Linked DNA regions of Mus musculus: region 1 is linked to region 2. Evidence: chromatin loops called from intact Hi-C (ENCODE). Cell type or tissue: left cerebral cortex. All regions are shown on one strand. Links, peaks and the distances in the headings refer to the core of each region. The heading gives the core; the rest is flanking DNA. Region 1 overlaps Nrxn3 (neurexin III). Region 2 has its middle 71 kb from the start of Nrxn3.

Region 1 (16,208 bases), core at 4,735-12,734, 260 kb after region 2:
GGCCATCAGTGGGAAGAGAGGCCCCTTGGTCTTGCAAACTTTATATGCCTCAGTACAGGGGAACGCCAGAGCCAAGAAATGGGAGTGGGTGGGTAGAAGAAAGGGGGCGGGGGAGGGTCTGGGGGACTTTTGGGATAGCATTGGAAATGTAAATGAAGAAAATACCCAATTAAAAAGATAAATTAAAAAAAATCAGATTGCATCCCAAAGAGCAGTGGTTTTAACCCTGTGGGTCCATTCCCCTTTGGGGTTGAATGATCCTTTCACAAGGGTCACATATTAGATATATTGCATATCAGATACTTACATTATAGTTGATAGCAGCTATAGGTCATCAAGATTACAGTTATGAAGTAGCAATGAAAATCATTTTATGGTTGAGGGTCACCACAACATGAAAAATTGTATTAAAGGGGTCACATCATTAGGAAGGTTGAGAACCGCTACCATAGAATAATTAAGTGTGGATAAAGTTTCTTGTGACCACTGCATTTCCTTAATGTTGTACATCACAAATAGTTACAATAAAGTGATATTTGTTACCCCCAGTTGTGTTTTCAACAAGCAGCTAATTAATCAATGTGATCTCTGTAGATTTTTCTCATGAAATAAATGATTATTTGTCTCCAGTTGGCAGATGGTGTGTGGTGTATTGAGAGAGAATATTGCCATAGGATCATATGTTTAAATACTTGGTCCCCAGTTGGTGGAACTGTTTAAGAACAATTAGGAGGTATGACTTTTTTGGTAGAAGTTGTGTCACTGTGGGGTGGGCATTGAGATTTCAGAAGCCCAAGCCATTCCCAGTTCTCTCTTTTTTCTACTTGTGGATAATGATGTAAGCTCTCAGTGCTGCTCCAGCAGCATGGCTGCCTGCCTGTGAACAGGTTTCCTAAATGATGCTCACACAATCATCCTCTGAAACTGTAAGCCCCAGGTAAACTCTTCCTTCAATAAGTTGCCTTGGTCATGGTGTCTTCTCATAGGAACAGAAAAGGAACTAAGACGTGGGGAAACTAAGGTTGAGAGGTCAGCAGAGCTGGGATTTGAACTTAAGACTACATGTTTATGCCACCAGGATTTTAGCCTGGGTGTTTAGGGAGATGTTGGTATTTCTGTGTGCTATCACTGTTGTATGGGGTTGGGGAAGAGGTGAGTTCAGACATATTGAGTTGGAGTTTCCCCTGAGAATTCAGGAGAAGAGGCAAATTTGGAAGCTGGAGAGATGTCATTTGGAAGGGAAATAGTTTGTTTCTGAAAGCTGCTTACTAAGTTTGGCATTTTCTGAACACTAGTCATGTTTCTTTGCCTTATAGGATTTCCAGATGGGAATTCTCACAGTTTTCCCACCAAGGCTGCTCCTTGGTGTATGTATGGTTTTTGCAAACTTTCTCTTCCAAAGTTATGCTCAGGTGTGTGTATATGTTAGCAAGCTTCTGCTGCCTTTTCTTCCCTGTTTCTGCTGTGTTATCTCCACTTAGCTGAAATGGTTTTGTAAGTTCTTGTGCCCGTGTTGGCTGCCAAGGTATATCCTGGAGAGGTGTCACTGTGTTCAGCATAGGCTTGAACAAGCTCACTTGACCCTGTCACCATAACAGTCTCAGTATGTGGGAACTGAAGACACCACACTTGGTCATGTGGGAAGAGGTGGGCTTTTGCACGATCTGGGAAGACAAGAGGTTACCTGGCTTGGGGAAGCCCTTGTGCCCAAGGATACAAGACAAGCTCAGTGATGCCATCTTGTCTGGTTCAGTGATTATCTCCTGATCTTATCTCCCCTTCTTCCTTTCTAGTTCATCTAACTAAAATCTCCTATTCCCAATTGTGCAGACAATGATACAGTTGTTGGAATGAAACTTATCCTCCCAGCAGGGAAAAGAGGTATTAGGGAGAGAAAGTCTAGGCAAAGGCTCACAGTCCATAGCTAAGAACCCAGAATTCTCATTGTGCTGTAAAAGCAAATCAAACAAACAAACAACAAAACAAAACAAAAACAAAAACAAAATAACATAAAAGGGACCTTAAGGGCAGGAGTCTATTTGAATCTAATACTGTTATCACAAATCCTACAAAACAAGTGACTTAAAACATGACCCACTTTTTAGCTCATGGTTTTAAAAGTAATTTAACCTTGAATGAGTCCTTGACTGTGCCTGTTTAAATGGGAATGGCTCCTATAAGCTCATATGTTTGAATACTTCATCCCTATGTTGGTGGAACTCTTTGGGAATAGTTAGGGGTGTGTCACTTCAGGAAGGCACTGAGATTTAAAAGACTCGGGCCATTCCCAGTTAGCTTCCTTCCCCTCTGTTCTGTGGGATTACCTTCTGGAATTGTATTGCCTTCATCAGGGTGCTTTGTGAGAACAGTAAAAAGGCAACCAAGACAGTGGCGTAGGCTCTTACAAGGCTACTACCTTGTTTGAAATGTCCTAGTGTTGCTATTAGCTGGAGAACATGTTCTTCTCTTAAAAGGTTCTTGGGGTTATATGAGACCCACTTGCATGGTCTTTTTTGTGTGTGTGTGTGCTTCCCATGTCCACTGCCATGACAAACTGGGTGCCTTTAACAGTGTGTTGTATTGCCTCACAGGTCTGGGCACTGTGAGTCTACACTAAGATGGCTAGTTTCTTCAGAGAACTGTGAGTGACAGTCTATTCTGGTTCTCAGATGACTGTCCTCATGTTCATACCACATTTTCAAGCATAGCATTATTACTGGCTCTGGGCCTAATGACTGCATCGTAATTAATTATATCTGAAACAAACTTGTGTCTAATTTGAGTTACATCTGAAATACTTGGTGTTAAGAAGTCCACATACGATTTCAGGTGATCACAATTCACACTATCACATCCTATGACACACGACAACCATAACAGAGACTTCTTATTTACCAATACTCAAAGGGCAGTGGCTTTTCCCCTCCTTATTAAATTACATTTTTCATACACTGTATTTTAATGACTTTTTTCTCCCACAACTCTTCCCAGATCCTTCCAACCTCCCTACCTAACCCAACTTTATGTTCTCTTTAAAAATAAACTCACAACAACCAACCAAACAAGAAACCAATTAAGAAAAATGAAGGCCAAAACCACAAAAGAAAAAGTGCATGAACACTCATGTTTGGGAAAAGTAGGCAAAGACAAATGAGCAGGGCGCTTTGATAAAGAAGAGAGCCATTGAAACTATTCTAGAATACATCTGTCTCAGAATCACTAAGTCTGAACAACTCCTCAGGAGTTGGGATGTACTGTCCTCCATGATGAAGGAAAAGGAGACTGTGAGAGCAACTACAGTATAGAGGAGGAAGTGAAGACTGTGATGTGGGTGATCAGAAAGTGATGTGAAAACAGATTCCTGCACCCAAGAAGCAGCTATGACCAACAGGTACGGGGGCAAGTAAAGGCAATGGTTGAGCTTGTGTCCCTGCAACGAAGGGGCAGTGACTGGGCAGGGGCTTGCAGCCTGCAGGGTGCTGGAGGCTCCTCTTGGTTGTTCCTTGTAGGGAATGACTTAGTCCTATGCAGGGGATTTGCCCGAGTTTCACACATTATTAAATGGCCTTTGCAAACAGATATATGTGCTCATTGGTTGAGTTACAGTTACTTTGGAGACCCACATTTGTTTACTTGTGGCTCTCTAACTCTCAGTCTTAATATCACAGGAATGTATTTCTATTTGATCTCCACTTTCCTGAGTCCTTTAACATTTCTTAGGTTGCTCAATGAAGGAAAGGTGGTTGTTAGGACTCAGTGCTGGTACTAACCACAGTACCAGCTAATCTGGACTTTTGAACTTTTCCCATTCACAATTTCTTTCTTCCTAAGATTTTTTTTTTCTATTTTGGGTATAAAGCTATATAAGATAGATATACAAATCAAACACTTCCTGTTACTTAAATCATAAAGAAAGTTATTTTAAAGTAATTCTTTGGTAGACCAACCTTTTCCCCATATGTTTAAGAAGGAAGCAAATATGAATAATGGTGAGCCAGATGTGGTTGTTTATTCCATAAAGAATTCGATCTTAGCTGAGTCCTTGATGCTGAGGAAACACGGCATTTTCAACCTTTGACTGATATTTTGATTTCTACAATAGCTGCTTCGCATAGATATGTAGTACAAACAGAAGTATGTTTATAGCCAGTTCAGAAATTGTTGGGAATAATATCCTAATTCCAACCCAAATTTCAATCAATTGTTTTAGTTTTTGTCGTTGTTTAATTCAAGCCAGCAACTCAAACAAATTTAAAGATATGAGACATTCTAGTAATGTAGTCCAAAGTTATACTAATTTGATACTTACATGCTGAGAAATGAGAGGAAAACATCAAAAGTGGCTTTAAAAAAAAACTATAATTGAACCATTATATTCCTATAGGAGTTGAAAACTGTTTATGTTAAGTGAAATGACTGTGGTTGGTTGCATGGAATGGTCTCAAATCTGAGGTGAGGTATTTCCAACAGTGTTCCTTGGCACTGCATGGAGGGATGCTGGGTTCAATGTAAAATGTACATCCATGTTCAGAACCAGGGCTGCCGTGAAGTTCCACGGAGCATGGGCAGGTCCTTCCAGAAACACTTAAGATCCATCAAACCCTTGATTTTTAATTAGAAACGTTTTACAGTTTTCAACATTTTCACAACCTCAACATCCAGTTACACAACCTACTATGGGGCCCTGACCCACCATTTAAGGATCGGGGAGCTACATGACATGCCCCGTGAATAGCTTCCATATTATTCTTCATCCCTTTTCTACAAGGTCAAGTGTTTCTTCCACCTCACAGAAGGCAAAACTGAGTCACTGAAGGCTTTCCTGCTGTGAAGGGTAGGGGTCCTGCTCCATCCTGGCTCAGCCTCACAAGTCTGTTCCTTTCTGAGGGGTGGGAAGGTGCTTCCTGCTGAAGCTGCTGCTTCCCTGGACTGCGCTTCAGGCAGTACGGGGTCTATGAAAACACAAGCATGGTTAGCCTTCCCCTTGGATCCCCAAACCCCTAGATTTCAGAAGCTCAGCTTTTTGAGCCGTGAAAAAAAAAAATGTTCCTCTAACCCCAGATAATTCATTGCCAGTCAAAGAACAATACAGAGACATTTTAGCCAGTGTGACTTTTTGCAAAGGTCACGCTCCGAGGCTTGGGGATTTGTGACGAACACAGTGCCTAGGGCAAAACATTACATTTGCTTCTCTTTCTGGATGCCTTTCACACAAAGGGCTTTGCAGGGCTCCACGTACTGACATGCAGGGTTCTATTGTACAGACTCTAGGCGCTCTTCCTCCAAGGTAGATCTCAGAAGGGATTTAGGGAGGTACGTGGGAAGGGTAGACATCCAGGTTAATCAGGGGCCTTGATTATCGAATCAGGAATATACCTCACAGCTGTGAGAAGAGATGGGTTCTGTCAGAGGTGAGAAAGCTTAAGAGGAAACTATATAGAGAGAAAAATAATGACAAGTTGCTTGGGTTTTGGAGGCAGTGTAGGAGTTTGTGATGTAGGTAGGTAGTGGGTAGAAACCTAGAGAGAAGAGCCTTTTAAGTTGCTCTGCATTTCAGCGTGAATGCTCATGACAGTAAATGACTAAAACGTAAAGGATGCAATTCATAACGACGCCATGAACTTCCTAATAATAATTATGTTCTTCCGTGTTATCTACTGTATTCCAGGACACATTAATTACCTTCTAAGGACATTAAATATATTAACTCCCATATTTCCCAAAGCAACTACATTTTTCAATATAATTATTATTATCTTTGTTTTATACATCAGAAACTGAGGCACAGGGAGGGAACTTAAACCATGTCAAAGGACTTCAACTCTTAGCTTCAGGGTGCGATTCCGGCAGTTTGCCTCTAGAATGGTTCATGGGGCTGACCCTGGAGTGTAGTTGATATATATACCCAGTGACATTCCACTGAAGGAAACTGATTTTCTCTTTCTTAGCAGGTATTCACAGCAAATAGCTCCTTCCAGTGAAATCAGTTGTGCTCCCTTGTGAACACTCTTCCTTCCATTCTGCCCCCACCCCCTACCCTGTCCTGAACCCAGCCCTGAAATTCAAAGGAGGTGGTCTTCTCCCTCCATAGGCTGCAGTCTATGTTCTGTCAGGTAAGAGAGCCTCCCGTCCTTTCTGGCTAGCTGCCCTGCTTTGGTAAAAGGGGCCTCATGCAGGCAGGCAGCGGGGTGGAAGGCCACATTTGTTTTGCTTTTATTGTTAAATAATATAAATCTCTTGGCTGCGCCACCCGCCGGGACATGAGTTGTGTGTCTTCCCGCACAGTCACTAATGAGACAGTTAATCATTTGTTTATTCTGTGCGAAGAGAGGTGGTGTGCATATCTCTCAAACCAGACACTGGGCTCCAGGACCCTTGGGAAGGTGCCCGCCCCTGGCGCATGAGTCACCCATGTTCCTTAACACAATCCGTTTCTGCAGGCCCAGCCACCTCTTTCCCTGAAGAACTGACCATGATGCAGACATCAGCTGGTGGTGATTACTATTACTGCTATTGCAGTTATTATTATTATTATTATTATTATTATTATTATTTAAATACTCCATTCCCTGAGAAGGAAAAAAAAGTAATTTGCAGACGCTTTGTTGGGAGATAAGTATGCTTCCTCTTGGGGACAGGGGCTTATCTCACTTGTGCAGAGGTTCCTAGAGGTCGTGCAGCTCACAAGATAAAACTCTGGGATCCTCCTGGGGGAAGGCCAGAGTCAGCGTTCGGCTGTTTTCCTAGATCCGGGGTTAAAGAGGTGAAATCAGCTATGTTCCTCCTGCTGGGTCCCTGGGGCCGTGGCTGCTTTTATTAGCACAAATCAGGCCTGTCCAGGAGCAGTAGGGTGGGGGAGGAGAAAGCCCAGAGGCATGAAAGAAAGGACTGGTTTGGGGGTGCCAGAGAAACTGCCAGTCGTACCTGGGCTGCCTGTGCTGAATGAATTATGTTAAAGGACCCCGGGTGCATCCATTTGCATGCTGTTAGCGTCCTCGAGTTATTTTCTTGGCGTTTGGATAAATCCTAATGCCTAAAGCTTATATTTCAATTAACTGGGTCCAACTGTCTTTGTCTCAAGGCACAGGGAGCAGCCGGAAGTGGTGCTTTCTGCTGTGGCGGCTGCACTGTTGGCAGCCTTCTGTCTGTCTGTCTGTCCATCTTGAGTCTGCCAGCTCCATCTTTGAAGCTGTTCTTATCTGTAGAGCTGTTTGTGTGCCAGGCACACACAGGATTACCTAAGGCAGGGCCTCTGATTTTAGAAGTCTAAGCTGCTGGAGCAGGGAGGAAGTATGGGAAAGCCCTGGGTGGAAATAGGAGGAAAGTCAGAGAGAGGCATGGTGTCTCGGAATGTGGGAATTTCCCTAGTTCCTGTCTAGCTTCCTTTCAGCCTCAGCCTGTTGCTTCTATCTTAGCCATTCAATCAGAAACATTCCTTCAGCTTCTCCTTCCTCCTGCCTGCTTTTTTCTCTTAAATCTCTCCCTTTAAACATCTGTATCTCTGCTCTCCTTCTTTGCTCCACGAGCATTTCTATCTGGTCTTATCTTCCTATTATCAATATGTATCACTCAAGGTTCAGCACAAACTTCCCCAGAAAGCCCTCTGCTCTAGCTAAGTTTCTTGTTAATGTGACAAACTGCCCAACAAAAGCAACAGTTTGACTCACAGTTGGAACTTACAGTTCATCATGGTGGAGGGACATAGCATCTAGAGAATAAGGTAGCTGGTTACATTGTACCCACAGTCAGGAAGCAGGGAGAGGTGAATGTGGTTGCCTGTGTGTGTGTGTGTATGTGTGTGTGTGTGTGTGTGTGTGTGTGTGTGTGTGTGTGTAGCGGGGATATTGTTTCTCATTTTATTTAATCCATGTTCCAGCTAGTGGGACTGTCTACACATATTTAGGGTAGGTTATTCCTCTATAGTAAAACCTTTCAGGGACTACCCTCTTTACATGGTGATTCTAAACTAATCAAGTTGACAGTGAACACTGACCTTCATGCCTTCAATTTGTCCTCCTTAGGCTGAGTCTATTGCCCACACTGCGGCTGGTTTCCTGGATGCTGCACCTCTCTATTCTTCAGGTTAGGATGGCATCATACTGTGTGGGGTGAACAGTCACACACTTTGCATAGTGACCTGAAACGGAGCACATTTGTCACTATAAACCACCCTGTTTTCCATAACTTGTCTGACAAGTCCTAGAAAACTAATGAGGAGCTGGTGGTTCTACACTGAAAATAAAATATATATAAAATAAGTAGGACTATCAGGAAAAGCCCAGAGACATCAGCATGAAGAGAGCAAGTTCTTCCCTCAAAACCCCAAGGATTGCCAGTATCCTTGTTCCTTCTGCTTCTGGCTCAACCCCAAATGCTGCCAGCACACTTGCTCCTTCTGCTTCCCTGCCCTCTCATATAATGCTCAGGCCTGTTCCTCCTGCAACCGACCGTGCACTGCCACAGACAGGCCCTGTGATAGGAGCGTCGACACTAAATAAATAACTACCATAGCAAGAAGAGCAATTGACATTTGCTTGGCCTTTGCAATTTACAGAGCTGTTTGCCATTTTGCATTACAGTTTTTGTCTTTACAATAACCATGTGGGGGGGTGGATATTGGGAGGCTTGTATTTGAGAGGATGGGCAGTCAGGGGTCTTGTTGGGCCTGTGTGAAACATACACGGTGTAGTTTGATTTACAGCTTCAAAAACCCTTTAGCTGAGGATGTAGTTCCATGGTTTGGCCCTTGTCTAGTAAGCATAGGACCCTAAGCTTGATCCTTGACCCCACTATGCAAAACAATCCTGACTTCAGGCTCCAAATCCAGGTCTTTCTTTTATTTTTAGATATTAAAAAAAAATTATGTGTGAGTGTGTGTGAGGTTTTTTGTTTTTTGTTTTTGTTTTTGTCTACACATATGTGTGTACTAAGTGCATACCTGTTTTCCACCAAGGTCAGAAGAGGGTGTCAGATCCTCTGGGACTACAGTTATTGGTTGTTATGAATGCTGGGGACCTACCCCAGGTCCTCTGCAAGATTAGTAAGTGCTCTTAACTGCTGGGTCAACTTTCTAGCCCTCTAAATCAATTTCTTTGAAAATATATAATTAATATAACTTAACTATGAGAACCAGTGGATCAAATCTGGCTCTACATTTTTTATTTTCAAACAGGAATATCCTTTGCCTAGACAAGGGATTCATGATACCCTTTGTTTCCCCCGAGGTGAGCTCAGACTCGGCATGGTTTACAGTAGCAGAAAAGCTATGAGAAAATCCTGTTTGTTCAAGGGTCTTTATTTAAATGGCATTTCAGTGTGTTAATCCTTTGTTATTGTTTGGGGAAGCTACTGGGAACTCTTGTGTGTATGTCTGTGTGTGTGTATGTGTGTGTGTGTGTGTGTGTGTGTGTGTGTGTATGCACACGCTGGTGCTTGTGTATGCATACTGTCTGTCCTCTCTCAGCTGTTATCCCCCTCTGGTGGTCATTGGCATAAATCCATCACCCGATGATTTAAAATCCCAAGAAAAAAGTCAATTCTGGGAAAGCAAGAGTGAACCATCATACACTTAAGCATGGTTTCTCTTTGCACATCTTCTAGGCGTGTCATTGGATGACTTGTCCCCTCCCATGGCTCACCTCACCCCAGGAGAGCAAAGCTCCTGAATTAATGGAAAGACAGTGGGCTTTGGTGGTGAACGATTGCATTCAGCTCTGCTACTTAATCTTGATATCCTTTAGGAATCTTTGTGTATAAAACAGGGTACTGACAAGCAACCCTATTCCAGGAGTAGAGTATAGATTATAAAAATAATGTATATAAAGTCTTTGAGGCATAGTAGGTGCTTAGTCACTATTTAGTTTCTGTCTCTCATCCATACATGGTTTGCTCTAATGTTGAGATTAGGCTTTGATTGTATAGCACACTTTTAACCAGATAACAATTTTGTCATGTTGTTCTCTAATAAGGATGACATTTGTTGTTGTTGTTGCAAGAAGGAAGCTAAGAAATTGAAGGGAGGAAATAAGATTTCTAGATTCCTTATCAGATCAGCATTAGGGCTTCCTAATGGGTGCACATCTTCCTCGAATTGAAGGAAAGGATATACGCTAGTATCTAGTGGGTCTTCTAATGCAACTAGACCCTCAGCTCAAGTATTTTATTTATTGAATTTCACAAAACCACAGTGAGATTGGCAACAATTTTATATTTGCTTTATAGATGATAAGACAGATCTAGAGAATTGAAGTTGCTGTAGGTTTCATGTCTAGGCCAGCTGGCTCCTGGCTTTTTCTGTCCCATTGTTTTGCTTTCCTGGAAGTCTTCATGGAGAGCCCATGGGTAAGAATTAATCAGGAGGAGCCCCAGTGCTCCCACCAGTTGATAAAAACCCACATGGTTTAGAGGGCCAAGCTTCTGCTGTCCTCCCAGTCATCCCTGTGTAAGAGACGGAAGGGTTTAAATAGTACCTGCCCAGTAATATAAAGCCAGTCCTCAGGCTTTGCCACTGGTCCTCCTGCTGGTGAGCCTGATGTTCATTATCATTTTGAGGAGTGTTTGAGGAGGGCTACCCAAGACACAATTCAGTGTAGGTTAGTTTAAGTGAGTTATAGCTGTCTTTGAATTAAACTGTAGAGCTGTCTATGGTTGGCTAATAAACACACAAAAGTTTTTACCCATCTTCTCAGGCTTTTTAGAGCAGGGGGAAATAGTGTTAGATAAGAGAAACAAAACATCATGAAGGAGGATGGGAAACACAAGAGAGGAAAATGCTTGAAGGATGCCGTGCCTTCCTGCCTTGTTAGGGAAGATCGGTATTCAGGTCCTTGACTCTCCAGCTTTGCAACCCCGGAGAAGTCATTATCTCCATGTAATGCATGCCGTAAAATCTAAAAGTCACACAAATGACATCAAGGCTTAGTGTCAGGTATAAACACAGGCTGCTTTTTGCTTCTTACTGAGCCAGAGAATGGAAGAAATGAGCCTCATGAATCAAGACAGGGAGGGCTTAGCAAAGTGGAGAAGGTGCTTTGGTGCTTGCATCTGTGTCTTCAGGATACCAAAGCTTGTCTGTGTGGCCATGGGCAGTGTGGTTGGCAGGAGGTCTGCCCTCATGCCCTCTGTCCAACAGCAGACATATATTTATTAAGAGTCTTTCCTGTTTTTAATGACATTGAATCCCACTTGATGTGAGCTCCGGGATGAGGAAGAACAGCTACTCCTGATTCTGAAGTCATAATATCAAAGTGGGTGAAAGTTGCGTTTTTTGAGACAGGTGGACAGATCAAGATACCTAGTTATTTCTCTTGTGGCTCTGGCAAAAAACAAGCAAGGAAAGGAAATTTTATTTTGGCTCACAGTTTGAAGATCTCACAAGGATGGCGATAGGGGGAGGCATTAGAGCAGGAACATGACACAGGTGGTCACATCACATCTCCAGAAGAAGCAGAGAGAAATGAACACTAGTGCTCATCTTACCTTGTCACTTTGTTGAATCTGTGACTGAAGCCTATGGTCTGGTGGCACCCTCACACAGGGTGGCTCTTCTCTCCTCCATTAAACTTTTATGGAAACACCCCAGAAGACATACTCAGAGGACGGTGCTTCTAATCCAGTTGATCGTGAAGGATAGCCATCACACTGTGTCTGTGGTTCTGGTCCCAAAGCCTGCTGCTTATGCTTAGGCCCTTGCCGATTGGTGCAGGATCATATGTGTGGAGCTGCTTTGCAAATGGTGTGAATGGGAGACAGGGATACACGATACTTGTTGGCTCATAACCTCATTTTAGTTCTCCTTACTCATTGGTGGCTAGTGACCACCACAGGAGGCTTGACAGTGTATGGAGCTGAGCATCTCTATGTACATTTACTAGTCACTCTTGTCAACCTCTTCCTCCTACACTTTCTGATACAGTCATTATGAGATGCACTATCACGGAAACAAACAAAACCTCACTATGAATTCTGCTCTCTCCAGATTTATAAATAAATTCTCACTTGACCTATTCCTTCTTCTATGGAACTTTACTTTTATCTTCATATCGGGTTAATGAGTTGGGGTGTGGGGCCTGGGGAAATAGGCTTAAGTAAGGTCAAAGTCACATGTGAATGTTAAGAGAGGATTGGAAAATAGTGTTCATTTGAGCACCCACTAGGTGCTCACATTGTTCTCTGGGTATTGGCTGCTTTTTCTGTAGTCTTCTTGACAATGTCACAAAAAAGCATAGCTCCCCAGTTTTACTGGTGCAGAGACTGTTAAACCCTTAGGGGTTAACTAAGAATCAAGATCACATAGCTGGGAGACTCCAGACTCACTGTCTTTTTTTTTTTTTTTTTTTTTTGAAATAGCACACGGTTATTTCTCCAAATTGTCTTTCACATAGCCTGCACATGTTAGATAGATCTTGTACTAGTCACCAAAAGGATGAAATAATTGACATAACACTTGGAGAACAAGCCCAGGACCTGACACAAAGCCACAGCTCCACAGACAAATAGCATTATTTTTAGATTTAATAGCTTATAAGGGAGGTGGTCCTTATAATATGTTGGAATGTGAAAAGAGAGAATCTTGGCTAACTGTAGCTGGCTTATTAGGGGTAGTGCAGGGTAAATGTCACTATGGCTAACTTGCCCCAGACTACCTGGTGAAGACGTAGCAGCTGCTTCCATTAGTGTTTGTGTTTGCTTCGACCTAAATGCGGCTTTCCTCTTCTAGTCTTGGCCTTATTTCGAGGTGATTTTTATGTCATGGCCTGTATACAGTTTTCTGAGCATACCCTTTAGTCAGCATCAGAGAATTTAGCTTGAGAGCTTTAAATTGGAGAGTAGCATTGTGTGTCATGGAAGGATGATGCTGAGTTGGATATAGTGGTGCATGTCCAAACATACTCACCTAAACCAAACCGCTTCCCCCTCAAAAAGCCTTGAGTTCTCTGTCCATGGTGCCGTACCCAAAACTCCCTGAGGTAAGAAACCTGGGCCCTCTCATCTCCTAAACCTATCTTTCCTGAGTAGAGAGACCACAGTTCTGTGGAAACAAGTCTGGGCTGGAAGCTAGGAGATTTAGTGACAGTTCCAATCACTTGCTCTGTGGCCCCAGGCAAACTAGCCAACCTCTCTGTTTCAATGTTCCCACTGGTAAAATTGAGTTGCTAACATTCTGTCATTCCCGGCTCGGAGTGCTGCTGATTTTTCTGTGAGTAAGTGAGACAACAGATGTTAAAGTGGGATATGAATGCTCTGTATGATTATGTTGCTATTATTGCCTCTCAGCCTTTTAATCATACATTTTGACTGTATCGCTTTAATTCACGGAGGCACCCTAAGGCCTAATAACATATAATGCAGTGAGCAGAAAAATCAAACAAACAGATAAATGCACTGGGGGAAAGAAGAGATAACTTTACTATGGATTTCAAGCTTGTGAATATATGGCTGGATAGCTTAGAGTATGTCTCTAAGAAGAAAGATAATAACCAGCGAAGAGTCACCATGTCTGGATGGATAGACAGTGAAGAAGACCACCTTGAAAACTCATTCCTGCTCTGCTTTTGAAAGGATTCTTTGCCCTCCATGAAATGGCTGCAACCATTTTCTTTTGTTTATTGTACTTGCTACCATCCAGGCTATAGGGGATAGAATCCCTAGGTTGTGTATTCTCCTTACAAAACATGGAATCACAATAAACTAAATCCTTACCTCTGAAAGACTCACTTTCTCCATCAAGAAAATGGGCTTCATAGCAGCAATAACTGAAGGTGATGAAGATCACATTTTAAAAGGAGTTTGGGTAGGTGGTAGCTGTCACGATTCTCCCCTGGTATGCTTTGGTACAGGTATTCTATTAAAAGGTCTTTAATTGTCTACTTTTTTTTTTGCCTTTTGTGCATTGTTTTAACTTTTCCAGATGTATTTTTCTCTGATTCTTTTTGTTAAAATTTTATCTTTCAACTCAGAGATCAAACACTGCCATTTCTGACTAATTTAACCATAAGTGGTAGTTTTTCCTACCTAGACTTCCTTTACTATGAACATTTTACCCCAAGAAGGGACTTGTGATTACCTAAGTACATCACTGCTTTCCTCAATGGATGATAAGATCCTGGAAGATGAGATCAGATCTAGCATAGTGCCTGGATTGCAGTAATTGTCCAGAACCTACTTAAATGCACATGTAAGGGCAATGTATGCATTACCTGTCCTCTTAACCTTTGGCAGTAGAGTATGGCTAGAGGAGGTGAGCAGCTACCCATGGCTATTGATATATTGACTGAGAACATTGGGCTTGTATAGTCAAATGGGAGCTTGAATGAGGGTTCCAATTTGGAATAAGGACATGGGAACTGTTAAAGACACATTTCATCATGGTCATTCTTGGTCTAGCCTTGGTCTTGGAGATGTTATGAAAACACAACATTGGCTTTGAAAGGTTTCTTTTTATTTCCAAGCCCAGAGCTAGTGAGCAGTCATGAATCAAGAAATTGTGTAATATGTAATCCTACCAGAAGGTGGCACACTACACTAGTTCCACGGTCTGTTGGCTTTGCTCCTGGGGATTCCCCAAATAAATGTGGGTATTTTGACAGGTAGCATTCCGTGGTGTCTTGCCTATTCTAAAGCCACTGCCTCCTTATTCTGTCTCCATCCCTATGGCACTCTGCTTCCCCATGAGGTATAAAGATGAAAGTGATTCTAGTCCATGGTGAAAACAGCCAATGGATTTTCACCTCTTGGAAGATTTCTGCTGAGGTAAGATGAAGGGGTTGAGGCTACTTCTCAGTTTCTGCGTAGCTACATATCCAACTCAAAGCATAAAACCTTTTAATTCCCATTGTATTAGTAGGGAGTTATTGGTCATTGCCCCTTTTTCAATCAAGGCATGGGAAGAAGGAGAAACGATCACTCTCTTCCTTCCTTCCTTTCTTCCTTCCTTCCTTCCTTCCTTCCTTCCTCCCTCCCTCCCTCCCTCCCTCCCTCTCTCTCTCTCTCTCTCTCTCTCTCTTTCTTTCTTTCTTTCTTTCTTTCTTTCTTTCTTTCTTTCTTTCTTTCCCTCCCTCCCTCCCTCTCTCCCTCCCTCCCTCTCTTTCTCTCTCTCTCTCTCTCTCTTTCTTTCTTTCTTTCTTTCTTTCTTTCTTTCTTTCTTTCTTTCTTTCTTTTCCTTGATGCCTCTGAACTCTCTTATTATTTCTGATTCCTTGTGTGAATTATGGGGAAACACTTCACTTTGTGCCTCTCCCTGATCTCCTATGTGTGCTTAATTTTATTTATATTGCTCTTTATCATCTTCTTGGACTTTCACAAAATATTTCTATGGTGTATAGTGCAAGTAATCATCTCATTTCTTAAAACCCAAGTGATAAAACCTCCTACAATTCTCTGCAATCATCAATCCTGTCTTCCCACAGGGCTGGGGACATGACTTAATCGCTAAAGTGCTTGCCATGCAAATGTGGGGTCCTGAGTCACATTACTAGGACCCACGTAAGAAAGCCTCGTAAGAAAGCCTGGTATGGTGATATGTGCATATAATTTCATTATTGAGGAAATGGAGACAAGAAGACCCCTAGAACTTACTGGCTAGTCAATCTAGTCAAATTAATAAAGTCCGGATGACTTTGAAAAACTTTGCCTCAAAGGGTAAGGTAGACTACTGCTCTAAGGAGTGACATCCAAGGTTGACCCCTGTCTCCACTTGCACATGGACAACAAACATACATGTGAGTCTTACAGGAACACATACAGCTACACACATAAATGCAACAAAGAGTTGGTTTACATGCATCATTTAATTTTTGAATATCTATTGGTTTTTTATGTAAATGCATAGTTTGCCTGCATATATGTTCATTCACTGCTTGTGTGATTGGCACCTGTAGAGAGCAGAAGAGGCCATACTGGAGTCTCTAAAACTAGTTACAGACAGACATGAGGTGCCATATGGGAGCTGGGATTGAAACCTAAGTATTCTGGAAAAGCAGACAAATGTTGTTCAGTGATGTGCCATCTCCCCAGCCAAGATTTAATTATTATTTTTAATTTATGTGTGCACATGTGGGTATGTGCATGTTAGCACAGGTACCCACGGAGGCCGGAGGCATCCTTAAAAGCAGCGAGGCACCCCAGGTTTATGCTGGGAGCTGAGCTCCATCCAGTACTCCGCAAGAGCTGAATGCACTCTTAGTTTCTGAGTCATCTCTCCAGCTGTT
Region 2 (16,208 bases), core at 3,576-11,575:
TCCCTTCCCTCCCTCCCTCCCTCCCTCCCTCCCTCCCTCCCTCCCTCCCTCCTTCCTTCCTTCCTTCCTTCCTTCCTTCCTTCCTTCCTTCCTTTCTTTCTTTTTGGGTCAACTTTACACAAGTTAGTCATTTGAGAAGAGAAACTTCATCTGAGAAAATGCCTCCAGCATATCGGTTGGTAGGCAAGTCTTTGGAACATTTTCTTGATTAAGAGTTAGTGTGAGTGGGTGGTGCCATGCCTCAGCATGTAGGCCTGGATTCTGTGTGTATCACATATCTATGTAAATGTATATATCCATGCGCGTACATAATCAAGCTGAGCAAGCCATGGAGAATGACATTGCTCCATCATCACTTTCTACCTCTAGGTTCCTACCTTGAGTTCCAATCCTGATTTCCCTCAGGGAAAGACTGTAATCAGGAGTTTTAAGATGAAGCAAACTTTTTCCTCCGTAAGTCACTTTTGGTTAGCATTTTATCATAGTAATAGAAAGTCAACTAGGACATTATTATACATAATATATTTTAATATTAAAATGTATACTATGAATTTCCTAAATATATAGACAAACAGATCCTCTGACAGGAGTCTGGTTTGATAAATAAACTTTGAGAAACACTGCTTTGATCAACAGTTTTAGGTCATGATTTCTGCTGTTGCTATAAACACCATGACTAGAAGCAACTTTGGTAGAAAGGCGCTTATTTCAGGTTACACTTTCAGGTCACACTTGTCCTTGAGGGAAGTCAGAGCATTGAGGTCTGGGTGGAAACTGGAGGCAGAACCATGGCGGGACACTGCTTGCTCCCTTTCTCTCTGGCTCTCTCAACTAGCTTTCTTATATAATTAGAACGCATCTACCTAGGGATGTTTCTGCCAACTATGGGCAAGCTCTCCCATACTAATCATCCACCCATCCACCCACCCATCCACCCACCCATCCATCCACCCATCCATCCACCCATCCATCCACCCATCCATCCACCCATCCATCCACCCATCCATCCATCCATCCGACCATCCAAGAAATCCCTTATAGACATGCCCACAGGCCTAAATTATCTGGCCAATTTCTTAGTCAAGAGTCATCTCTTCCCAGGTGGTTCTAGTTAGTGTCAAATTGATAATAAAATTTAACAACCACTAGCTCCTAGTGAAAAAAATACAAATTCTCTATTATAATTGCCTAGGACTGATAGAACCTTATTTTTGTCCAAATCCTGAGATGAAGTGAGACTATGGGCAATACCATTAGACATGACTCAGCTGCCATTCTCCCTTGTGCCTCAGTATTCTTATATGTCAAATGGGGAGAAATAGTTTCAGTGCAACTCACGGTAGAGTTATTGTATTAGACTTTGAGCTTGTTTTTTTTTAAGATTTATTTTTAAAATTTTTTAATTAGTTATGTGTCTGTGTATGTGCAATTATGAATGCAAGTGCCCTTTAGAGGCCAGAAGAGGGTGCCAGATCTACTGGAGTTAGAGTTATAGGTAGTTGTACGCCACCTGATGGGAGTGTCAGGAATTGAACATGGGTCTTCTGTAAGAATAGTATTTGCTCTTTAGCACTAAGTCATCTCTCCAGCCCCTTGAACTTGAATTTGAATCCCCATAGTCATCTTTGCTGGCATGCAGATTCTAGTTCCGTGACTCCCTGGAGTGGGAGCTGATATTCTGTTCTACAAGGCCACTGTGGTGTCACAGTGACCACCTTTGACTGTTATGGGATAAAGTAGCTACATTCTGTGGTTCATCAATAGCATCTGATGGCAATGAACTTTCTGGAGTTGTTCACTCTTTTCCCTGGCGAGTCCATCTGTGCTTTCAAAGCATATTATTCATGTGGGGGAATCAAACCCGGTATCACTCCTATGTGAGGTTTGTTGTAGTCCCCTCTGAAGGGAATCCCTCTTTCTTTTTCACTCCCAACCCCCCACTGCCTACGATATGGCTCCCTAGCTAGTTAAGCTATTTTTTGAGTTTGAGTTAAAACCATTTCAGACATATTTTTAACTACGTCCTGTTCAAAAAGCTGTTAGCATTTGGCAATCATTCCATCTTGAGCTTGAATCCTGAGGAGGAATTTTTTTTAAAAACCCACAACCAAGCAAAGTATATTATTTAAAAATAGTTTTAGTGTGTGGGCCAGGACCATGGGAATACAGCTAGGGTGTGCTATGGTTTCTAAAATGACCCTTGCCTTTCCTGTCTGAACATCTGTTGGATGTGGTGTTGGGCATATGGGAGGGGATGGTTTGGGTCCTACCCAGCAGGGGGGAGAGAGAGAGAGCGAGAAGTGCCACCTACATAAAGAGCTAAAGTCATCAGTATCGATCCTGGTTGAACTTTAGAATAGGATTATCAACAATGACAGCAGGGGTCACACTTTTCTTGTCCATGATCCTGAGATAGTCCAGAAATAGGTCACTGTCACCATTAGTAAGGTAAGGATGCATTATGGAGGGACTTCTGGAAGTTGTGACCATGGGAATGTTTGTTGTATTTAACAAGTACTTATAGCAGCCTTTCCCTAATGACATCAACTGAGCACTTTACAAATATTAGATTATTCATCCCCAAAAGCTACTCTCTGTGGTCAGTATTGTCATTACCTTCCTGGCATAGAAGGCTTTGTAGCTGGTTTGTGGGCAGAGCTCAGTCCTATCCTTCAGAGTCTGGCATTGGCAAGCATCTTCTTTGCCGCTAAGCTTGGGTGTTTATTCTGAGGCATAGGCACTGACTTGTTAGTACTCAGCTCAAGAGTGGCTATGCTGTCCTAGCCGCTTCTTTGTTCTGTGAGGAGGAATAAAGTTTCAGACAGACACAAACTTACATAGTTGATTGGAGGAATGAGGACAGTTTGAAATAAACAATCAGTATCAATGAGTAAATCTCTGCCACTCAAACATTCAAGACCATTAAACACTGACTATTCCTGGACCATGTTAAGGTTTGATCCCTAAGCAGGATACTTTAGAGTTGCTTTGAAAATGGTTTGAGTGCTAGGGATGGTTTCTGCCTCAGTATATTTTTTTCTTTGTAAAGTTTGTTTTTGGTTAGGTTTCCCACTACCATCAGCCTATACAAGGTGCCCACCTTCGGGTCCTGGAGAAGAAGGATGTGGCTGCAGAGTAGACATACAGCTCTCTACCTGGATCTCCCCCAGCCTGGAGTCCATAGTCCTTTGCTGATGGTTCTTCTTAGCTGGCAAAAGGCTGATGAATTCAGGAGATGACTGGAAGGCTCGTATTGGCTGCAAGCCCTGGAGACTCTTTTGTTCCATGGGATAAGCAGGATGCTTGGAGTTAGAAACAGTTACTGGGAACTGACCTCTTCAAAGCCTGACTATTCCCAGTCCCCCCCTGGGCTGGTGCCTGCACAGAGACAAATCTTGCATTCACCTGCTGCCCTTCCTTCCTCTGCCAGACATGGTTGTCCAGATTAGGTCCTGCCTTTTTAGAATTTTGGAAGCTCTGCTATAGTCTCCATGTGACTCCCTGCTGTCTCTGTGTCCTGTGATTGGACTCTTTCAGTGCATGTTTCCTCCTTGAAAAATGCTAGGTTGCTTTATGGCACAATCTGTCATGCACAATGAATGTCTAATAAAGCTAATTAATAAGAAGTCACTTATTAATAACAAGGGAGTCATCATAACATAGAGGACAGAAAGCCAAACTGACTCCCGCAGGCCAGCAATGTAGTACTACCCTTGGGAGACAAGTGCAAGAACACAAGAAATGTTTGCAGGGGACCTTGGGCAAAATGCTTTGGGCTAATAGCATTGGGGTATATGTTTGAAATCTGCTCAGAAGTAGGGCATGTGAGGTGTTAGTGATTTTAAAAACAATACAACAGAGAAGGTTGGGGGACTGAAGAGCTTGGCTCTACTGAAGTCATGCCTTGGGGATTAGTATTGCTATCTAATGTCTATTCTAGTGGCTTGATTTTGGTGTAAGAACTCTGAGAATTGTATGATTATTTGGAGAGAGTGATGGGAACACAGAATGTAGCACCCATTTAGCCAAGAGACACGGTTCAGTTGGTAGGGTGCTTGTCTAATATGCATGAATCCCTGGATTTGACTACTAGCTATGGATAGATGGAACATGGTGTTGTGGATCTGTAATCCTGGAAGCAGGAGGTAGAGGAGGAAGCAGGAGAATCAGAAGTTCCAGGTTATCTTAGCAAATTTGAGGCTAGCTGGCTTATATCACCAGATAATGTCTCAAACAAACAAACAACAAGAACAACAAAAACCCAAGCTCCAAACAAGATAAAATAAAACAACAACCAAAAAAAAAAAAAAAACAAAAAACAACCAACATCCCCAAACCAAAAACAAATTAGCAAGTAGAAAGGAACACTCATTTAGTAGGAGGGAAACAAATGAAATCATTGATGATTTTAACCATGTTCCAAAAACAATGGGGAGACCAGACCCAGAATCTTAACAATAGAGGGTCTAGAGAGATGTCTCAGAGGCTAATAGCAATTGCTATGTAAGCATGACTTCAAACCCCCAGGACCCCCCTTAAGCTGCTGTGTAGCCCAGGGTATGTGAATAGACAGGAGGATCTCTGGGCTTCATAGCTGCCAGTCTAGCTCCCTGATCAGTGAAAGACCCTGTCCAAAGGCAAATGACAGAAAGTGATAGATCAGGATACTTGATATCCTCCTTTGGTCCTCACATAGGTCCATGTGCATTGCATATACTGGCACACATACACTATACTACACACACACACACACACACACACACATACACACACACACAAACTGGTGTAATAAAGCTACAAATTTTTTCAGTAAAAGCAACCTGAAATTTATATAGCAAGCAAGAGTCATTAGGGAATCAGAGAGAGAGATACCAAGTCTGTTTATTGAGAATTCTGATTTTATATGCACAGTTTTATTTATAAATGTGCATTGTATAAACTTCAGTAGAAGACACACTAAAAACCAACTTGCATGAGTTAAATGGAGTGCTCTGTTAGTGCCTGCCACATGCTTACTATTGTACTGGGCAGATGGTGATAACTCTAGAGATGAGGACCCAGTTCATCTCATTGGTTACTGCTCTCTTAAATTCTTCTCTGACAATAATAGCAGAAATTCTTGATACCTTTGGGGCATTTTACTATTATAGGTACTTAGCCTTGTTGCTACTCTATCTTTTGTGAATATTCATGTGCATGGTTGTGTGTGTGTGTGTGTGTGTGTGTGTGTGTGTGTGTGTGTGTGTGTGTGCGCGCACGCATGTGCGCACTTACCCCACCAGTGAATGCGTAGGCTAGAGGTTAATGTCTTTCTCGATCATTCTATGCCTTATTATCTTTTATCAAGGTGTTTGTATGTATGTATGTATGTATGTATGTATGTATGTATGTATGTGCATGTCTGTATGAGTGTATGCCATATGTCTGAAGAGTCTAGAAAAGTGTATTGAATGCCCTAGACCTAAAGTTATAAAGCATTGGTTAACTTCCCCAAAGTGGTTACCAGGAAGTGAACTCTGCCTTGGGTTCTCTGTAAGAGCAGGAAGTGCTCTTATAAATGAGCCATCTTTCCAGTGCCACACAACTTGTCTATTGAGATAGAGTCTCTCACTGGGACCTGGAACTCATGATTTAGCTAGGCTAGCTGGCAGGTATGTCTCATTGATATGCTTGTCTCTATGTCCCTAGTTCTAGGATTATAAGTCACACCACTGCATTCGGATTTTTACATGGGTCCTGGGGAACTCAGGTGCTCATGCCTGCCTGACAAGTACTTCATTGACTGACTGACTTATCTCTCCAACCCTTCCCCTTAAGGCTTTTGTCTTCACATTCCTTGAGCCTTTTACTGATGGGTTACATCTTCTGAATTTTCCTGATGTATTCTGGGAACAAATAAGGTACACAGGCTTTGAGGAAGGCTTGCTAAGGAGGACCTAGATGTGGAACCAGGACAGTTTAGGTCTAGAGTAAACAGGCAGAGTTGAAAATCTGTATATAAGATTAATTCATGAAGACATATTTGTTTGTGTTCCTATGTGTGCTGGTTGCATGGGGGTATTGAAGAATGGAACACACACACACACACACACACACACACAAGTGAGATTGTTATCTAAACGGCCAAACACACTATAATATAGACTCTGCGACTGTCTGTGACCACCTAGGGTTGGCCCAAATGCAGCTAGTTTACTATGCTTATATTATATTATTACCTAATATATTCTGTCTCCAGATTAGAATAACTGCTCACTTATTGACAGTCCCATTGGATGTCTTTTACACTATTCTATATTACTTTCCTTTTCTTTATATGAGCACACCTCTACCTCTATCCAAAGGACTGAAGATTTATTGGGCCAGGGACCGTGACAGATACGTTTGGTGTCTTGTGAGCCTGATACTTGGGACACACAGCGTTAATGATGCCTGGGGTGGGAGAATGCTAGGATGCTGGGAAAGTGTGCTGCAGGAAGCACAGACCTAATAACTGCCATCCTGGGAGGGGAAGCATAGTAGCCCTAGTTCTGGATTTATGTAGACCTGGTTTTAAATTTCTGGCCAGCTATTTCTGTCCACAGGGTCTCCAGAAACATTTGCAAAGCTCAAGATGGACTCCAGTTAGTACTAGCCTCAGTGGACTGAAAAAGATGCTGGTCTGTAGCAATGCTTGACAGCTGTTAATGGCTATTATTGCCATTGGCATTGGCCTGAAGAACATCACTGTTTGAATACATCCTTGTAAAGATGGGGTAGGAGTTGAAAGGACTTGGGGATGTTTTCTTGCTATGGGCACCAAGGTCTGACACTGAGCAAAACCTCTGTGATTGTTGCCACCCACTGTCATCCGTTGTTTAAGCTGGACTAGGGGAATGCTTCCTCACAGAGACTAGTTATCAAATTGGTGACAGATCTCTGAGGGATTTGGAGTGTGGTAGAGATGCCTGGACCCTGTGCTCTGGGTACAAGTCAGGGTAGACACCTCCTTCTGACCCCCTAAAGCTTGAGTCTAGTCTCTACATCCTTTGGCTTTCAGCTGCTCTGGGATAGACTTAGCTATACTGTGGGTCTGTTTTCTGGGGTGAGGGCCCACTGAATGGAAGTATCATTTGTCACTTTCATTTCGATGTCCCTGGCTGCCTGCCCTTGTGTCTCATCTAGATCCAGCAGTCAGAGGTGTTTGTTGAAGGAATGGTTTCCTGTCCTAGTTACAGCCTCGAACTCCACCAGATGCTCAAAGATTGCCCTGATTTTGCAAAGGAAAGTGACTATTCAGAGAAACTGAGGCACACATTAGGTTAGTATCCTCTCTACCTCAGTCAGCAGTGAACAAGTGCACCAAGGAGGAGGTGGGCAGTCCTTTTATTGTACAGGAGTGCAGGAGTGTGAGGATTTCTTTTCTTTTCCTTTCTTTCTTTCTTTCTTTCTTTTTTTAAATCTTTATTTGGAGTCTTGCTCCAGTTCTGGAGAGGAACTCTTCTCTCAGGCTGGGGTGAGGGCGAATGATACTCACTCACAGAGAGCTCGCTTCAGAGCGCCCCTTCCCTGGTAATATCTTCTCAGCTGTTTGTAAAACACCCAGGGAGGAGGTGAAGCCCTAAGCCAGGCAGCCTAGCTGTCTCTTTAAATGCCGGGGTCTGTGTGGGAGAGGGAGGGGCCAACTCTGGAGTGCGTGAAATTCCTGGGCTCCTCTGGCAGTCTCTGGCTCAGAGCGCAGCCCTACACATCTCCTCTTGCATGCAACTCACTGAGCGAGGGAGAGGCAAAGCATCCTCCCCTCACGCAGCCACCGGCAGCTCCAGACACACAGGACCTGCTTTTCGCACCTCCAGCATTTTCCCTTCTTCCCTGCCACTCCCTCCCAGAGAGAGAAAAAAAGAGAAAGAAAAAGGAAAAGGAGTCAGAAAGACTCTGGGATTTGAATCTTTCGAAGGAGGAAACACCCAGCAAACTCAGTTGATTAAACACCAAACTGACAGATTCCCAACTCTTCGGTTCAACCCAGAGGTAAGATTCTGGGGGAAAAGGCAGGCAGGCAGGAGGCAAACCGACTCCGGGTTTTGTACATTCCGGGAAGAGGTTGCACCTGAGAGGATAGAAGTTTTCTGTTGGGAGCGACCAACCTAGATTTTTTTTCTTTCTTTTCCTTTTTTATTTTTTTCTTTTAAACGCTGTATTTGAGGACCACAACTGACCACGGGAATAGATTTTCAACTCTTCTTGTTTTACTTTGGTTTCTCCTGGAAGTTGTGTTCTTTGGCTCGAGACGTTAGGAAAGTCAGAAAATGTTTTAGATTTATTATATTCTTCCTCTTTTTAAAAATCACTTATTTGTTTTTTTATGACTTTCTCCTATTTGATTGGATTATTAATCCAAAATGATGCGTGTCTATCACTTCATTTTAGGTTGATCTTTTTTTCCTTGACATTTTGAAGCCACTTTCTCTCTCTTCCTGAAGAAGGGACTTTGAGAATCACAAGAAGGCAAAATTAGATGGGGACAGGGATTTCCCTTAGCTGAAGTGTGTGTGTGTGTGTGTGTGTACACTCATATGTGTGTTTTTGGAGGGGTGTGGAAAGGTCATTCTTTATAAAATTTCAACTTGGACTCCTACTATCTTGAAGAGGCACACTCAAGAGGTGAAAAGGTTGTGTGTGTGTGTGTGTGTGTGTGTGTGTGCGTGTGTGTGTGTGTGTAGGTGCACAAGTGTATGTGTACTCCTTTCTTTGGATCAGTTACAAGGGAAATCTCCCTCCTCTGCCTTCCATTTGTTTATATTAATGATTTAGTAGCAAGCTTGTCTGAAAACTTGCACTCTGTGTAAGCACTGTGGGTTTTGCAAGCTCTGAGTGACCTTAAAGCTTGGTTCGATGTATTGTTTTTTTCTTTTCTTTTTCTTTTTCTCCCCCCCCTCAAAAAAAGCTCTGTGTTGTATCCAGAGTTTGAGCTGTCTCTCTCTCTCTCTCTCTCTCTCTCTCTCTCTCTCTCTCTCTCTCTCTCTCTCTTTCTCTGTCTCTCTCTCTCTCTCTCTTAACCACAAAACTTAACTGCTCTAAAAAACATTGTACTGATTACAATGGAAAGACAAATCTACCCCCCAGCCTCCATCCTTCCCTAAGCTAGTGATGTAGCGATGTAATACCAACCTATGGACTCTGCTGCTTTGCAGGTGACTTATCTAGTGAGTACTTGTTAAAAAAATTAATTGCCCCCTTCCCCTATTAAATGCATCCTTCTTTTGATATTGCTCAGAAAAACGATGATGTGATGAGAAAATTGTATATGTATATATTTTGCACATTATTATTGGGTTTAGATAGAGCGGGTTTTCCCTTCCTTGAATTTTATTTTGTATTATTATTATTTGTTGTTATTATTTTCATGCAAAGGTCAGAGATCGTGGAGAGCTAGTCTAGGATAGAGTGATCCCAGTTGGACCGCATAAGAGTAGATAGACTAGGAACTGTCTTCTCTCCGCTTCTAGCTATTCCCGCTTTGGGGAGAGAGTGTTTCTTTTGCTACCCTGATCCACCCCAATATTCTGAATTAATTTCCCTGCCTTGGATCTAGAGGATGACCCCAGGAGAGAGGGGAGAACTCCCTGTCACACCTGGAGGACGGTGTAGTTTTGGGGGTCAGATGACCGTATGTCTTTGTGATGAAGAGTCTGAAGGAAATTTGAACTGCCAGCACACTGGGTGACTTGGTTGCTGGGATAGTCTATCTGGGGGCACCTGGAGGTTAGTCAGGGGAGCCCACAGAACAGTCCCTTTCTTAATGTGCTGCTGTGGGTAGAGCCTTCCTACATCGTTCAAGGGCTTCAGCGTCGCCTTTCAAGTTACAATGGTCCCGCTGGCTATGATGGGCAAGTTTACCTAAGGGCTGCTGGGTACGTGTCGAAAGGATGGAGAGACCAGGCAAAGCTGGTATTTTTCTTTCTTAATCTTCAGGCTTAATCTCCCTAATTCATATCGGGGTAAACGATATTTCAGATGGGTACAGCTTGTGCAGATGTATTCCTATTGTTTGATATTTGCTGTTATTGGGGAATGGAGTAAGGGCTCTTGGCCCATTTTCTGCAGCCCTGGGTTCACCCTGCAAGGCAATCTTCTCTTTCAGAGAAAGGGGAAAAGGCTGGACACTGGAAGTTCGCTATTAAAGTGAGCAACAGGGCTGGGTTAGAAAAATATATATATATTTTTTAACCACTGGACTGTGCAAATGCCCCTTTCTGGAGCTTTCTTGCCCTTTCTAATGAAATATTAATTTTTGGAAATTGCTTCTTAAGAAGCGAGACTAAGAATCAAAGAGATTCTAGATTTCGAGAGACTACTACGTCTTTGCTTCTCTGGTAGCTCCCTAATATTTATTACTGGGGGGACTGATGGGGTCTGGCCTCCGTTTTTCTTGGTTTCTTTTTAGTGCTGCGTTCCTATGTTGATGGTTGCTGCTTATATAAGGAAGGGATGGATCGAGGTGGGTTGATGCTTGAGGTTTTGAGATCGGCTACTGAGATTGGGTGGCGGTTGGTGTGTTTGTCGATGTGCATGGTAGGAAGGTCTTTTCTTTTGGATGGTGGGGGACAAGGGAATGGTCGGAGAATGGTAGATGAGATGCTCCAGTGAATGGGGACGTGAGGGGACACAGAGGTGAGGTTGGAAGTCACCGATTTGCAGAATTTCTGTCCTGTATCCCCCCTTTCTCTCGCTCCTTGAAAAAAAAAATCCATTATCTCTAAAAACACATTATTCTTCAATTGGCCTTTTAGAGAAGAGAGAGAGAGAGGGAGAGGGAGGGAGGGGAGGGGTTAATTTGGTGAGGGGGGCTTGGTTGTAATTAGCCCACTGCTGCAAAACTGAGATACACAAATCCATCGGCACCAGCTTTGGGGGCTCTGAGAAGCAGCGGAGAGATGGGGTCGGGTTGTCAGCCTTGGATGAACAGTGTAGGCGGTGGGGTTGATGTTTGGGTATTGTGTGTGTTTGTGTCTCCGTGTGCGTGCAATTTTGTCCACTCCATCACCAATTTCCCCTCCATCCTCCCTCAATTCTGCCGTAGTCTTGCCTTCCATTTCTATCCACCATTCCCTCTACCCTCTACCCAACCCCCTTTCCTTCAGCCCTTTCCATCTCCATGAAAAAATTTTGATTCTGATGACTATGCGGCTCTCTCTCTCTCTATTTTTTTTTTTTTTTGTCTTTTCGCTACACAACAGTGGTGCGATGGCCTTTCCTACATGCCACACGGATGCAGCCTTCTGATAGGAGGGCTAAGTCGGCACATCCACACACGCAACAGCACACGCTTTTGCACACACATTCTCTCACACGCAGGCGACCAAAGGCTTGATTGCATTCGGTTGATTTTGTTGCCTTTGCCTCTTCCCCCACTTCCACCTCCACCCACAGCCCCTTTGCCCATCTTCATGCAGGGAACCCAGGAACGCTGTAGCCTCATCTTCTTTGCCACCGCTGCTGCTGTTTTACCCTCTTGCTTTTATGCTTTTCTAAATGCTGTGGTGTGTCGCAGTTCATGGGATTAGTATGTTGGGGCAGGGGGGAGGGGGATACCTCACGAGGAGGTGGGTAGATGACATTAATGCTTTTTTTTTTTTTTTTTTGGGCCAAATAAGCACTCAGTGATAATGATCCAATTTAACCATCCATGAAATCTATGTTTGCGGCACACTGAAGGGAGGTTGCAGGGGAGAGCAGGGTCTGGACTGGATTATCTCTGGGGAACTTGATGCCTGGAGAGCAGACAGCCCCCACCCTTATGCTCATGGCTATGTGCTTTCACACACGCCAACACACACACACAACCCTGATCAGTGGACTGTGTCAAGCCGGAGGGCACTGCAGAATATCCCTGAGACTTGTGGTTTGTTGGGAAGGTAGAGCGATGTCTTTGTCCTACCTAGCTCGCTGATATATAGATGATGCAAGGTCTTGAAATTCTTGGTGGCCTTTGTGTTGCCTTTTTTTTATGGGGGCTAGAATGGTGTTTGTGTTTTTTCCAGACAGAGCCATGTCTCCGATTGGATGACATGGGATTCTCGACCCTGTACGTGTGTGGTTCAGATAGGAGACTGACTGATTTTTTTTTTTTTTTTGTGCTGGGTGGCTGTTTGTAGTGGATGTCTGTCTACTGGGGAGGTGGAGTACTATGGGGAAAGGAAGGCAAAATTGGGGGCATTTATCAGGGGAGGGGAGAATAGAGTCTTCAAGGAAAGAGAAAAGAGGGTAGGGGGAGACGCTGCTTGCAACTCTAGCAGGAAGCCTCAAATGAGATTCCCGGTCCACCAAGTAAAACTGTGGGTGGGTGAGCTCAAGGGTGATGGGTGGGTGGATGGAGACTGAAGGGGGAGGAGGGACAGGTGGGTAAAATGACGGGTTTTCCCTGCTACCTCCCCAGAATGCTGGGCTGAGCTCAGAGGAAGGCTTTGCTTTCCCAGGAGGTATCAGCCACCTCTTGGGTGGTGTGGCCTTGTTGGAGGCTGCAGCCTGCAAGAACTGAAACTGCCCTTGGCCATGAAATCAGCTAGACTCTCCTGTTCTCTCTGGCTTCAGCTGCTTTCCTTGCCAGACGCCATTTTCCCCTTCTTCTTCAGCTAGAGGTGTGTCATGTTATTAGCAATTATAAGTGAAATTGGAAAACATTAAAAACAAAAAAGTCCTTAAAGCAAAATGTGGATTGTCCCATCTCTCCTGTGTTGTTCTCTCTCCCTGGCACTGACCTTGAGGAGTTGGGGAGAAGGAGTTACGTCATTGCTGGAAAAAGAGGAGAGTTGGGGAGTTGGATGCCTGGGAGGTGGATTACTGTGGCAAACCCAGAAAAGAGCTTGCTCTCAGGATCTTGGGCTGTCCTCTCCTTGTATGGCCTTCAGATGTAGATGGGAGAGTTTCAAAAGAGGCAAGCATTGCTTCCCCAAGCATGTCACCTGGAAATATATTCTGTCACAGTTGTGGTCAGGCCCCAAGGCCTTCTGTATGTACTTTTGCAGTGAAGACCCAGTTGTACTGCAATGGTGATCTGTGGGCTAGCTGAGACAAGTGCAGCTGGGCCAGCCACAGGTGGATGAGCTCGGCTTGGGGCAAAGGCTGTGGTACTAGCAATCAGTCCCTTCCTGCAAGTCATGGCTTAAGTGACACCTCCTTGGAGGGGCCTTTCTTGACCTGCTTTGTAAAATAGTCCCCTTTAATATTCTGATGGTACTCCTGCTCAGCTTACTGTTTTGACTTTTAATCATTACTGAATATTGTGTAAAATATTGATATACAGTATTTAATTTCTGCCCATAGAATGTGAGCTCTGTGAGGTCAGGGACTTTATTTTTATCTGTGTTCCCAATGCTGAGGGACATTCCTTTGCACATAGTGATAGTGGGTGGGTGTTCAATAAATATCTGCTAGTTGGAGGAAAGAAACATATGGGTTTGGGGATGGAGTTGCCTTTGCTTTAGCATGTTGCTTTCTGGGAGAGTTGAACTTTGCTCAGGGTTATCTTAGTTCTGCCTGCAAGTCTAGATCTGTTGAGGTAGTTGTCAAGTATGAACTTTCTGAGTTCAGTAGAAAGCTCTTTTCTCATGCTGGCTCAGAGTCACTATGCCCCCTCATAATCTCTCACCATCTTACCCCTCAGCAGTTTAGAAATGTCGTACTTATACATTACCTCAGACCCAAGATTTTTTTCTATGTAGCATCTCACTTGATCCTCCAAGTAATTCAAAGCAGCATACTAATATTATTTGCTCTGTTGACAGAGGAGACTCTGACATTACTAAAGAAATCTGATAAAAATGACAGATCAAGGGCTTGACCTCAAATGGGACTTAGTTCAGAGCCTAATCTCATGACCTTCATATTATGTTGTTAGAAAGAAAAGAAAAGTAAGCCATGTTTCTTTTAAGTATCCTCAAATAAAAAAGAGGGAAGTGAGGCTCGGTAACATTGCTCAGTGACATTGCTTATTGAAATTATATATAACACTGGTGTGGACAAAGCTAGAATCTAGGTTCCCTGGATGCTGTTGTTATGGCCCTTCACAGCTGTCTCTCAGCTTTCCTTCATTCATCAGGGAGTGGGGTTTTGGTGAGAGAGGATGATGGGTGTGTCTTGGAGGAGAACAAAATGTAGAGTTAAAGATATTACAGATGGTCTTTCGGGGTTCTCAGGCTAGGGTGTTCCTCGTGAGCTCTGTTCCCAGGTTGCTAGAGTCAGAGTGAGTCAAGGCTATCTTTTGAAGGCATTAAAAGAAAAGACTCCACTGTGTGTGTGTGTGTGTGTGTGTGTGTGTGTGTGTGTGTGTGTGTGTGTATGTATGTATGTATGTATGTGTGTGTGTGACTCCTGTGCATGTGTCAGGGAGTGTGTTGAGTGTTCTCAATGTGCATGGAATCCTGCCCTAGAAGTTATAGGGGCTCCATGATGCAAGCAGCCCATGACTGCATCCTAACAGCCTGGAACTGAGGTGCTGACAGGCTTTCCCAGGCTGTTAGCTCTTGATTCTTAAGGAGGGATGAGTAGACCTCCACCCTATATGGTTCAGTTTTGTTCTCAGAGGATGGTTAGAGATACTAATGGTGTCAAGTATATGTGAAAGTCTTACCAGTCTTCTCTGCTCTACCCTAGGGTTGGACTTGAATGATCCAAAGTGGGGGTTGGAGATGGATGACCTTGAATGTGTGTTAGCGATTACTGATCCTAAATAGGGGTTAGAGATGAATGACCTGAATAGGAGTTAGAGATTCTAGCCAAGAGTGCATCTGTTTGTTTGGAGGAGGTGAACAGAATAAAATGGAGCATCAGAACCAGAGAAGGGTTATCTGCAGCTAGAACCTTGAAACTTGACACCTAGTCATTTCTGTGTGACCTTGGGATGGTATAAATGAATGCTCTGGTTTGTTGACAGTTCCTGTTTAGGACTATGTCCTAGTCTAATTATTAGGTTTCAACGGTGTCCTGGTTTGGATGATAAGATATATGGTCATCCTTCTTTGAGATGACATCACCTACTTTCTCTTAATGGGACAGAAGGGTGCATGCTAGAGTCAGAAATCCAATTTTATCTCCAGGAGGTAGCCAAGAAGAGAGCCGTTCTCTAGTGATGCTACCAATTGCCCCCAATTTACAAAGGATTAAGACTTAAATCTTCTAACAAGTCCCACTACTACTATGTCTCCATCTCTATCCCAAGCAGTCCTACTGGTGCTAATGCTAACATTTGATTCCTGACTATGCATCATGCACTATGCCTAGGTCTTGACCTATGCTATCTTGCTTAGTTTTCTGACCACCCTGTAGGAGAGGAACAGTTATCATTTCAAAAAAGTAACTGAGGCTGAAGATATTAAGTAACATATCCAAGGTCACTAGGTAGGGAATGGCATGCTTAGCTTTGAAGCCTTTGTTTTGTATCACTGTGCCACATCCATCTATGGACTTGATGCAGAGAGCTGTCCCACACTCTGGGATATGCTTAAGAGGTTGGTATGAGTCTGGGGAACTGGGATTAAAGAGTAAGGCTGATCAAGGAGAGGAGCCACTCCTAGATTTTTAAATACTGTTTTGGAAGTCTGTCTCCCATGTCTCAGTGACCTTTAATTCAAGTACCCACCCAAGGAGGGAGTTAGGTGGTTTGGAATGGTGGATAGTGGGCAGAAGATAGAGAACCTGAACCCCATCTCTCCTTTGCACTGTGATGCAGGGCCTTATGTGGATGGGAGGGGTATGGCGTTGTTCTGTCCATGGTCCTGGAATTAGGGCCTGACCTTTACTGTGAGCGTCTGCCAAAGAGACAGTTGTGTAGCACCTGCCTCATCTGCTATTTCACTAGATGGGCTCCATCCTTATTTTATGGGGAACTTGCCAGTTGGAGAGACTAGCTAGCATATTTAAGATTGTCATCAAGAAACAGCAGGCCTAAGTTCCAAGCTTGGGTCTCAATGGGGGCATGAAAAAGAGGGGGCATCGTTATTGATAAATAGAAGGGGGTATATTTCTGAGAGAATTCTTCATATCAGTTCCCAATGTCTGGGCAAGGCTTTAAGGTCTTCATCCTGGTCAGCCATCACTGGTCTCCAATTTCCTCACCCTAGCTATGGCAAGAGACCTGCTGCTGAGCTTAGCTTTGAATGAGTCTTGATTCAGTTTGGAGAAAAGCAGAAAATGGGACCCTGCATGGTGTCACAGAAGGGGTGCCCAGG

What was found. A loop is a pair of places that touch in the nucleus more often than their neighbours do. Peaks named below come from ENCODE experiments on the same cell type or tissue, not always from the same donor. Only the 100,000 strongest peaks of a DNase experiment are listed, where the experiment ranks them.
Region 1: a loop joins it to region 2, with 2.0 times the contacts of the local background. A loop is called at or near these places in 3 of 42 quality-filtered maps.

What each region holds. Positions count from the first base shown.
Region 1 is chr12:88,977,809-88,994,016 of GRCm38, forward strand. All of the region lies in intron 3 of Nrxn3 (neurexin III), which reads left to right. Among named protein-coding and RNA genes, the nearest start is that of Gm40537, 13 kb to the left of the region's middle. RefSeq lists an enhancer at 6,090-7,118. In left cerebral cortex, for the core only: a CTCF peak has its summit at 9,478 (motif pointing left); no DNase peak of the experiment used is centred there; H3K27ac peaks cover 147 bases.
Region 2 is chr12:88,715,177-88,731,384 of GRCm38, forward strand. It overlaps a transcript of Nrxn3 not described here. Among named protein-coding and RNA genes, the nearest start is that of Nrxn3, 71 kb to the right of the region's middle. In left cerebral cortex, for the core only: no CTCF peak of the experiment used is centred there; DNase peaks (open chromatin) are centred at 7,218, 7,702, 10,490 and 11,286; H3K4me3 peaks cover 4,239 bases; H3K27ac peaks cover 1,235 bases.